Linked DNA regions of Homo sapiens: region 2 is linked to region 1. A link is a loop called in an ENCODE intact Hi-C map of the cell type or tissue named here. Cell type or tissue: PC-9. All regions are shown on one strand. Links, peaks and the distances in the headings refer to the core of each region. The heading gives the core; the rest is flanking DNA.

Region 1 (5,392 bases), core at 164-5,163:
AACTATAATAAAACGCTAAGAATAAGAATCATTCAACTTAAAATAAGGGAGGTGGCGAGGGGTTAATATTTGACACTGAAAGAGTTTTATTAGTTAGAAATCAGAACCACCTAATATTTAATTTCATGCTGTCAGACAACACTGTTTTTAAGTCACCTGTTTAATCTTACCTATTAGGATGTCCTTGTAACCTCTTTGTAAGCTAAGGGAGAGAAAAACACTATTAACAACAGCACTTCAGAGGCAACCAATGCTGTCAATTCCTATGATACAATGACAATATTGAGAAATTATTATTCTAATAAGTAGTCTATTTTAAACCGCATAATACAGTCTATGAATACATTCCCATAATCAGAGTAATTAGCTGATAAAAGTCTAGGATAGGACTTATATGAAGGAATGTCCAGAACCGGCAAAATCCACAGACAGAAAATAGCTTAGTGATTGCCAGCCAACTGGGGAGAAGGAAGAATGGAGAGTGACTGCTAATAGATAAAGGATTTCTTTTTGGGGTGACAACTGCACAACTTGCAAACATACTGAAAAACACTAAAATGTATACTTTAAAAGAGTTAAATTTTATGCTACGTGAATTGTATCTCGATTTTTAAAATACAAAGAAAAAAATCAAGGTTAGGCAAATTTTTATAGTAGGCAGTATTACAAAAACACATGACCACCCTTTTCTATACAAGACACTGCTTTTTTAAGTACAGAGTTTTCCCTTACCAATAATGGTACACCAGCCCACACTGTTAATACCGTAACTATACTTGCAAAATACTTCAGCAGCATGTTAGATAAATGGAATCCAGGTATAATTTCTAATTACAAAGAATACACTCTATTTTTAGGCCTAATTTTTAAAAATTTATACCCACTCTTGTAGGGCAAGTTTCAGTGAAATTATATATACTTTTTTTTTTTAAGATGGGGTCTTGCTATGTTGCCTAGGCTAGAGTATAGTGGCTATTTAAATGTGCAATCATAGCGCATTACAGTCTTAAACTCCTGGGCTCAAGCAGTCCTCCCACCTCCAATTCCATACTGCCAGTCACAGAGATTAACAACCAAACTGTGATTAAGAAAATCAATACATATAAAAATGGTTTCGGTGTTAGGTTAAGGTACCTCACAGGACATACTGGGAAAAACCAAAATGAGAATTTGGGAGCTTTATGTTTGGGGTGTTTACAACAATTATTCCCATGTAGATGATATCCTGTACATACAGCATTCTGTGCCACAAGTTCCAAGTGCCTCCAGGTAAACAGACACACAATAGCCATTAGCAGAATAAAGGTAAAACTGCCAATGACATTTCCTTTCATTGCCCCAGGAATTAATTTCACTTTTTTTTTTTTTTTTTTTTTGTCTAAAGTACTTTCCTCCATCCATTACTCACTCTAAATGCCATGTGTCCTTACGTATTACAAATCCATTTCTCTAACTACTGAATTTTCCATTTAACTCATGGCATTAGGATGCTGAAATGAAAAAAGCAGTCAGTTACCTCTTGTAACAACGGAATAATAGTATGCAGGGGCATCCTTAATACAGTCTTCTTTATAAGGTTTACATTCCTAGTTTGAAGTACTTTCTGTGAGAAAATAAAAGGATTATTAAGATGAGCATACTGACAAACCAAGGACATCACAGAAAAAAAAAAGTCTGTAAAAATGAATCCTTTAAATCATTTAAGACCAAGGCAATAAACTACAAACTGAATTTAGCAAAAATAAAGGTTGGAGGGACTGAATGGAGTATGTTATATTACGTCTTGTGCTTAACAGACAAGCACAGTCTTTGGGTATCAGTAAATTTACTTCATTACTGAAGTAATTTTACTTCTTTGTGTTTTATTAAAACATCTCTAGACGTTTGAATACAGACATATGCCACTTTAAAGATGTTCCCAAACCTCCATTTTATGAAATTTGGGCTGTATCCACCCTAGAGTGAGCAAAACAGTAAAATTACTTAGAAAGCAAGAAATCCTTTTAAAGTAGGTGTCAAAATTTTGGTAAAATTTTATGCCAATCAAAAGATGACATAATGAGAGCTTGAATCAAAACCCTTTAAGCGTACATCTATGGTGGAGACCCAGTCTCCACACTGGGTTACAGCAAAGGACACAGAGCAGATCAGTTCCGGTCCTGCCCCTTAGAAGCACACCTTCTGGCACAGGTTGTTCAACTTCTTCAAGCCCCACATGCTTTACAGAAGTAGAAGGTGAAAATTAGGGTCCTTTTGAAAGGGTTTAGTTCCAGAGAGTCTTTCTAATGGTGTATGTATTTGTTGGTGATGGTTGTTGCTATAAATATGCTCAGAATAGAAACAGCAGTGGCACCAAAAGGCAAAAATAGAGGAAGTTAGTTTCCAACCTATTAATGTATTTATTTGAAACAGGGGCCTCATTCTGCTGTCTGGGCTGGAGTGCACTGACATGATCACAGCTCACTGCAGCTTTGACCTCCTGGTCTCAGTAATTAGTAATGATTTTCTAATTTAAAATCAGCAAATAAAAATACGTTATCCCAAACTAAGTGAAATGATAATAAACAGAGGAGTCAGCCTCATTAATTTCCATCAAGGATGTATGTAAAGAAACAAACCTATAAGCCATAGTTATAACTACTAAGAAGGTGGTGTTGAAGACAAGATTTTTCTTTTACAACTTTACTGCAGTACAAATGAAGCGTAATAAACACCATATATTTAAAGTGTACTGCTTGATCAGTTTGACATACTCTTTACCCATGAAACAAATACTATGATATGATAAAAATAAACACTGTATCACCCTCGGGTCTCCTTGGGTCCCTTTAAATGTATCCCTCCTTCCACCCCGATTCCCAGGCAGCTACTGAACTATGTATTGGTCTGCTTTTCCAGAATTTTTATATAAATAGGAATTTATATTACTTTTTGCTTGGCTTCTTTCTCACAGCCTTAGTTTGAGATTCATGAATACTACTGGTCTATTAATAACACATTACTTATATTGCTAGATGAACAATTTGTTTCTCCATTCACCTGTTAAAGGACATATGTGTTCTTTCCAGTTTAGGGCCATTACAAAGAACATTCATGAGGAAGTCTTTGTATGAACGTATGTGTGTTATTCTCCTGGTAAATATCTAGCAGCAGAATGGCTCCATCATATGTGGATACATCCTCAATTTTTAATAAACTAATTGTTTTCCAAAGTAGTTATACCATTTACATTCCCACCAGTAACATACTTGAATTTCAGCTGCTCTACATCCTCACCAACAGATGGTATTATTGTCTGTCTTTCGCATTTTTATCAACCTATAAGGGGTGTGTGCAAGCTTTATTTCACTGTGGTTTTAATTTGCCTTTCTGTGATAATTAATAATGCATAATACCTTTACATGTGCTTACTGGCCATTTGAATTCTATTGTGAAGTGTCTATTCAAACCTTTACCAACTGCTTTAAAGTCCAGATACAAATCCTTTGTCTAACATGAGTTGCTAATATTTTGTTCCCAGCCCTCAGCTTGTTTTGTTATACTCCTAACACTGTTTTTCCAAGAACAGAAGTTTCTAATTTTGATAAGGTTCAAATGACCAATTTTTTCTTTAACATTTCATGCATTGTATGCTATATCTAAGAAATCTTTCCCCACTCTTGTTCACAAAGATGTTCTCCTGTTTTTTCCCAGAAGTTTTGTAGTTTTAGGTTTTACAGTCAAGTCTATGGTCTATTTTGCATTGATTTTTGTGTAAGGTGAGATAAAACTGAGATCCATTTTTTTCCAATTGCATGTGGTTTATTTCTGGACTCTGTTTTGGCCCCTTAATCTATATTTATTTTTTCACCAATATCAAACTATCTTGACTACTATAGCTTTATTTTGAAATCAACTGGGTGATTCCTCCAACTTGCTCTTTATTTTACCATTTCTTTGGTTATTCCATGTCCTTTGCATTTCCACATAAATTTTAGGATAGGTTTGTCAATTTCTACGAAGGTGGCTGACAAGGACTGCTGGAATTTTAATTGAGAATGGATTAAATATATAGATTATTTGGGGAGAATTCTTGACCCCAAAATACAGAATATTCTAACCCATGAACAGGGCTTAGATCTCTATTTACTTAGGTCTTCATTAACTTCTCTCAACTGTTATAATTTTCAGTGTAGAGACAGTTACCTGTTTTAGATATACCCTAGGTATTTTTTGGTACTACTATAAATGGAACTGTTAAAAAATATTTAACTTAAATGCTTTTTAAAATATTTAAAAATATCCCCTATGGATGCCATGAATTACATAAATACGCTTCTCTTTTTGCATAAGCTACACACTAATTCATTGAGTTACATTTCCACCTTCCAAATGCCATTAATGTTAATGTCAGGTTTTCTATGACAGACAGTATTAACCTCTTGGAAGGTGCCATGTTGTATCCCTGTCACTGCTCACATTCTTCTTTTGTTCCTATTTTTAATATCCTCATAACTATGTATCCTCATAAGGCAGCTTTTGGGAAGGGGGAAAACGTTTTTAGAAAGAAAAATGTTACTAACCTCTTTCTTTTTAGAGTACAGAATATATAAATGCATAATCTCCTAGGTAATACATTATAAGAACATCCATTCTTTTCTTTTTTAAAAAAGGGTTTACTTGGCTGGGAACGGTGGCTCACGCCTGTAATCCCAGCATTCTGGGAGGCCAAGAGGGGCAGGTGACCGGAGATCAGGAGTCTGAGACCATCCTGGCAAACGCAGTGAAGTCCTGTCTCTACTAAAAATACAAAATTAGCTGGGTGTGGTGGCACATAACCATAATCTCAGCTACTTAGGAGGCTGAGGCAGGAGAATCGCTTGAACCTGGGAGGCAGAGGTTGCAGTGAGCTGAGACCGCACCACTGCACACCAGCCTGGGCGACAATCGATCAATCAATCAATAGAATAAAAATTTTCTGAAAGGGCTATTCTATGCCAGCACTTTGTGAGGCTGAGGCAGGAGGATTACTTGAGAACAAGACTTTGAAACCAATGTGAGCAACACAGCAGACCCTGTCTCTACCAAAAAAATTTTAAAAATTAGCTGGCTATGGTGATGCGTGCCTGCAGTCCCAGATACTCAGGAGGCTGAGGTGGCAGGATCACTTGAGCCCAGGAGTTCATGCAGTGAGCTACAATTGCAACACTGCTCTTCCAGCCTGGGTGACAGAGTGAGACCCTGTCTCATTTAAAAAAAAAAAAAAAAAAGGGCGGGGGGAAGGGCATGTGTATTTTATGCTCTTTACTAACTTTTCAAGCACACAATTTTTCATCATTCAACCACTTCTCTATTATTTCTACCTAAGTAACCTATACAATTTAAGAAGTGTTTTCATAAACAGCATTTTATT
Region 2 (5,392 bases), core at 294-5,293, 110 kb after region 1:
ATCATGAGGTCAGGAGATCAAGACCATCCTGGCTAACACAGTGAAACCCCATCTCTACTAAAAATACAAAAAAAAATTAGCCGGGCGTGGTGGCATGCGCCTGTAGTTCCAGCTATTCAGGAGGCTGAGGCAGGAGAATTGCTTGAACCTGGGAGGTGGAGGTTGCAGCAAGCTGAGATAATGCCACTGCACTCCAGCCTGGGCAACAGAGAGAGACTCTGTCACAAAAAAAAAAAGAAAGAAAGAAAAGAAAAAGAAAAAAGAAATCAGTTTCTTCTAGTCCTGTTTTTTTTTTTTGTTTTTTTTTTTTTCTCCTGACAGCATCTTGCTCTGTTGCCCAGGCTGGAGTATAGTGGTGATCATAGCTCACTGCAGCCTTGAACTCCTGGGCTCAAGTGATCCTCTTCATCTCAGCCTCCCAAGTAGCTGGCACTACAGGCACATGCCACCATGCCTGGCTAATTTTTTTATTTTTATTTGTGTAGAGACTTACTATGTTGTCCAGGCTGGTCTTGGACTTCCAGCCTGAAGCAATCCTTCCGCCCCAGCCTCCCAAAGTGCTGGGATTACAGGCGTAAGCCACTGTACCCAGCCTAGTCCTATTTCTTTAATAACTCTTTGATTCTGAATTAAATACACTTTGAGTAAAAACTTTACCTTCAGTGCTGACAGCTATTGTGGTATTCAACTTAAATATTTTTTATATGTGTTCTCTAGGTAAACACTTAAAATTATATTCATATGGCTGGGCGCGGTGGCTCACGCCTGTAATCCTAGCACTTTGGGAGGCTGAGGCAGGCGGATCACTTGAGGTCAGGAGTTCGAGACCAGCCTGGCCAACGTGGTAAAACCTCATCTCTACTAAAAACACAAAAAATTAGTTGGGCGTGGTGGTGGGAGCCTGTAATCCCAGCTACTTGGGAAGCTGAGGCAGGAGAATTGCTTGAACCCGGGAGGCAGAGGTTGCAGTGAGCCAAGATCACGCCACTGCACTCCAGCCTGGGTGACAGAGTGAGACTCCATCTCAAAAAAAAAAAAAAATTTTATATATATATATATATATATATATATATATATATATATATATTCATGCATTCCCAACTACAGCATTATATCCAGCTATAGGGTAGAAAAGGAAATATACTCTTTTTTTTTTTTTCTTTCCTGAGACGGAGTCTTGCTCTGTCTCCCAGGCTGGAGTGCAGTGGTGTGATTTCGGCTCACTGCAACCTCCACCTCCCGGGTTCAAGCGATTCTCCTGCCTCAGCCTACCGAGTAGCTGGGATTATAGGTGCCCACCACCACGCCCAGCTAACTTGTGTATTTTTAGTAGAGACAGGCTTTCAACCATGTTGGCCAGGCTGGTATCGAACTCCTGACCTCAGATGATCCACCCGCCTCGGCCTCCCAAAGTGTTGGGATTACAGGCGTGAGCCACCGTGCCTGGCCAGAAACATATTCTTAAATAATGCAAATTCCAAATGTATTCTGACCTATAGATTGGAAAACCATTTCACAGATCACAATGAATATAAACTAAAGTCAGTGGAAGAACTGGAAAACAACTGTATTCCTTTGTCACAGCTCAGTGTGTTTAGTAAAAGAGCCAGTGAATACCAATGGTATCAAATACGAATAATGACTATGTTATAGATATAGGTCCACAAAGACTATGTTTAGAGCATTTTCCACAAGTTGTTCAATGTAAAAGGGCAATGATGATGGTGATTTTTACTATATATTAATTGAAAATTTCAGAGAATATTCTGGTTTTAAAAAATATCTAAGTCACAAAGAGGAGAATTTGGGATAATTTATATGGAAGCATTCTGAAAAATGTAAAACATGCAATACAAATTGAAGAGGAATACTCCAAGAAATCTTGGCCAGGCGCAGTGGCTCACACCTGTAATCCCAGCACCTTGGAAGGCCGAGGCGGGCAGATCACGAGGTCAGGAGATCAAGACCATCCTGGCCAACATGGTGAAACCCCGTCTCTACTAAAAATACAAAAATTAGCTGAGCGTGGTGGCACGTGGCTGTAATCTCAGCTACTTGGGAGGCTGAGGCAGGATAATCACTTGAACCAGGGAGTCAGAGGTTGCAGTGAGTCAGGATTGTGCCACTGCACTCCAGCCTGGCAACACAGCGAGATTCCTTCTCAAAAATAAATAAATAAATAAAAAAGGAAATCTTAGGCATATAGCATGATAAGTGAAAAAAACATAAAAATATCCTATTAAAGTAAAAAACATACAGCATTTATACAGGAAGGCCTATTCAAAGATATACATAAGGTTTTAAATAGCCTCTGTTTTAAATAAGGTGTAATGTATATAATAGATAACACAACAATCACTTAGTAGAAAGTATACTTACAGAGCAATAAAGAAATTTATCCTGGTATGCTCACTTATAGTAAATTTAGCCCTCTTGAAATAAACAAAGGTCATAGCCAAAAGATACTATAAGGAAAAAAGTTAAAAATTAATATTAATGTTTTGCTTTCATAAATAAAACTGCTTTAAAATAGTTAACTTTAAAATTTTCTGATGAATAAGCTAAAACAATAAAGTGTTACTTATTATAGAATTGTGTACTTAATTTTTGGATTCCTGTAATCCACCATGTGAACAGTGAAAAGTAATTCTTGACTATTTATTATATCATTATAAACTAGAATGGACTCCTAAATTTTATTATTGCCAATAGTTTGAGCTAAAATCCCACTTTTATCTAATTTAAATTTCAAACCTATACAGAAACTGAAATAACAGCAAAATGAACAGCCATGCATCCTCACTTAGATGCACCAAATTTGCCATGTTTGCTATCTCTATTTGTGTGTATGTATGTGTATATATAATTTTTCTAAACCCTTTTAGTTACAGACATCCATACTCACTTTTTAAAATAACTTTTTAAAATGATTTCCAAATGACTTCAGAAATTAGAATAACATGGCTGTATTTTCATGGGGAGAATGTGTTTTAAATGTATTATTAGAAAGATACATCTCTAGCCTGATTATTAGCACATATGCCAGGTTCTGTCTGTTCAAATTAAAAACAAGTTATAATAATGTATCAGATTATCTCTCGTAAGACATTTATTCATCCTATTGTAACAGGATTTGCCACAAAGGTGATACCAAGTTTTCACAGTAACTTCCAGTAAAGTACTCTTGAGATCGTGTTAAGACAGTACTCCAGGTAGTTACTTTTCCAACACTGCCCCCTTCTGCACAACAACTTTACTGCACCTTAAAACCATAAAGTTTAAAACTTCCTGACGGGCGCAGTGGCTCACACCTGTAATCCCAGCACTTTGGGAGGTCGAGGCGGGTGGATCACAAGGTCAGGAGTTCAAGACCAGGCTGGCCAATATGGTAAAACCCCCATCTCTACTAAAAATACAGAAAAATTAGCCGGGCGTGGTGGCACATGCCTGTAATCCCAGACATTTGGGAGGCTGAGGCAGGAGAATTGCTTGAACCCGGGAGGCGGAGGTTGCAGTGAGCTGAGATCACGCCACTGCACTCCAGCCTGGATGACAGAGTGAGACTCCATCTCAAAAAAAAAAAAAAAAAAAAGAAAAAGAAAAAAAAAAAATCACATCATAACTCCACATGAATTGTATATTTGATATTACAGCATTACTGTTAATTTTAAAAGTTCTATGACATTGTAATTGTTTTAAAACAGCTCTTAACTTTTAGTGATATATTGTGAAATATTTATGGATAAAATGTTAGGATGTCTGGGATCAGCTTCAAAATAATCGTTTTTGGTGAGAGGCATTAGAAGAAACAAGAACAGCCACAGTTGATCTATTGTAGCTAGATGAGATGCATATGGAGGCTCTTTGTTCTATTCTATTTACTTCAAATTGTGTATGTTTTAAATTTTCCAAAATGAAATTTAAAAAATTTTATAAACCTTCTTCTAGTGTATCCCTGTCATCTTAAGCTTAAATAAAAATCTTCACCCCAGTACTTTGTATTTAATCACAAGCTAACCTTCCACTCATTCCCTTTACTGTTGGCTAGTAGTGATGTAAAGTCACGCTTAATTTTCAAATATGACTGCTTGGTACAAAATGGCATTTACAAAGCTGAAAATTCTTAGCACGAGAAATATTTTTCTAAAAGAAAAAAATTGAAAAATACAAAGCTGAAATTTTATTTTATTATTATTATTTTTTTGAGACAGAGTCTCGATCTGTCGCCCAGGCTGGAGTGCAGTGGCTCGGTCTCGGCTCACTGCAACCTCTGCCTTCTGGGATCAAGCAATTCTCCTGTCTCAGCCTCCCGAGTAGCTGGGACTATGGGTGCGCACCACCACACCTGGCTAATTTTTGTATTTTTAGTAGAGACAGGGTTTCTCCATGTTGGCCAGGCTGGTCTTGAACTCCTGACTTCAGGTGATCTGCCCGCCTCAGCATCCCAAGCGCTAGGATCACAGGTATGAGCGACAAAGCTGAAATTTTAACCATTCAACAAAATCTAAAGAATATAGAAACATCGCTGCTCCCAGTGTGTAAGTCAGACATTCTTTTATGAAACACTGATTCCTAAACAACATGTTAAACTAATTTTACCCTACAAATTACTGAGATTTGTTTTCTCTGACTTACAAAATACTAAAATGCAGACTACCTTAGTAAAGTAAATCTCAGAATATTTTTTCTCCACAGCCTGATAAAAGGTAATAACTGATCAAAATGTATTAAGTCTATACTGATTTTCTGTTTGTGGTTCTTTGGTTTTTGTTCGTTTTTGAGACAGGGTCTGGCTCTGTCACCCAGGCTGGAGTGCAGTGGTGGTACCACAGCTCACTGCAGCCTTGATCTCCCTGGCTCAAGCAATCCTCCTGCCTCAGGATAAAATATATATATATATATATATATATATATATATATATATATATATATATATATATTTTTTTTTTTTTTTTTTTTTTTTTTTTTTAAGAGACCAGGTCTCCCTATGTTGCCAAGGCTGGTCTTGGAACTCCTGGGCTTAAGTGATCCTCTCGCCTTGGCCTTCCACAGTGTTGGGATTACAGGCATGAGCTGCCACACCTGTTTTGATTTCTGTTTTCAATCAAATACAAATTTAAGGTCATTTAAATGTAATCAATAATATTCTACAATTCCTTAAGTATAGACTGAATCTATGCTATATGCTAATTCCAGAAATTCATGTGTAAAGCTTCTGCTTTGAAGGAGCAGTGCAGGCTAGCTCTTATTTTTTTAATTTTTAAATTTAATTAATTTGTTTAGAGACAGAGTCTTGCTCTATTGTCCAAGCTGGAATGCAGTGGCACAATTGATCAAAGCTCACTGTATCCTCCAACTTCTGGGTTCAAGTGATCCTCCCACCTCAGCTGGG

What was found. A loop is a pair of places that touch in the nucleus more often than their neighbours do. Peaks named below come from ENCODE experiments on the same cell type or tissue, not always from the same donor. Only the 100,000 strongest peaks of a DNase experiment are listed, where the experiment ranks them.
Region 2: it touches region 1 in a loop (3-fold over the local background); 7 of 110 quality-filtered maps call a loop at or near these places.

The regions. Positions count from the first base shown.
Region 1 is chr2:28,931,732-28,937,123 of GRCh38, reverse strand. WDR43 (WD repeat domain 43) reads right to left here. Exons shown (of 18, transcript NM_015131.3): 12 at 1,517-1,603; 13 at 171-202. Among named protein-coding and RNA genes, the nearest start is that of SNORD53B, 6.4 kb to the right of the region's middle. In PC-9, for the core only: no CTCF peak of the experiment used is centred there; no DNase peak of the experiment used is centred there.
Region 2 is chr2:28,819,398-28,824,789 of GRCh38, reverse strand. SPDYA (speedy/RINGO cell cycle regulator family member A) reads right to left here. Exons shown (of 8, transcript NM_182756.4): 5 at 2,380-2,465. Among named protein-coding and RNA genes, the nearest start is that of SPDYA, 11 kb to the right of the region's middle. In PC-9, for the core only: CTCF peaks have their summits at 3,058 and 3,257 (motif pointing left); a DNase peak (open chromatin) is centred at 3,239; H3K27ac peaks cover 386 bases.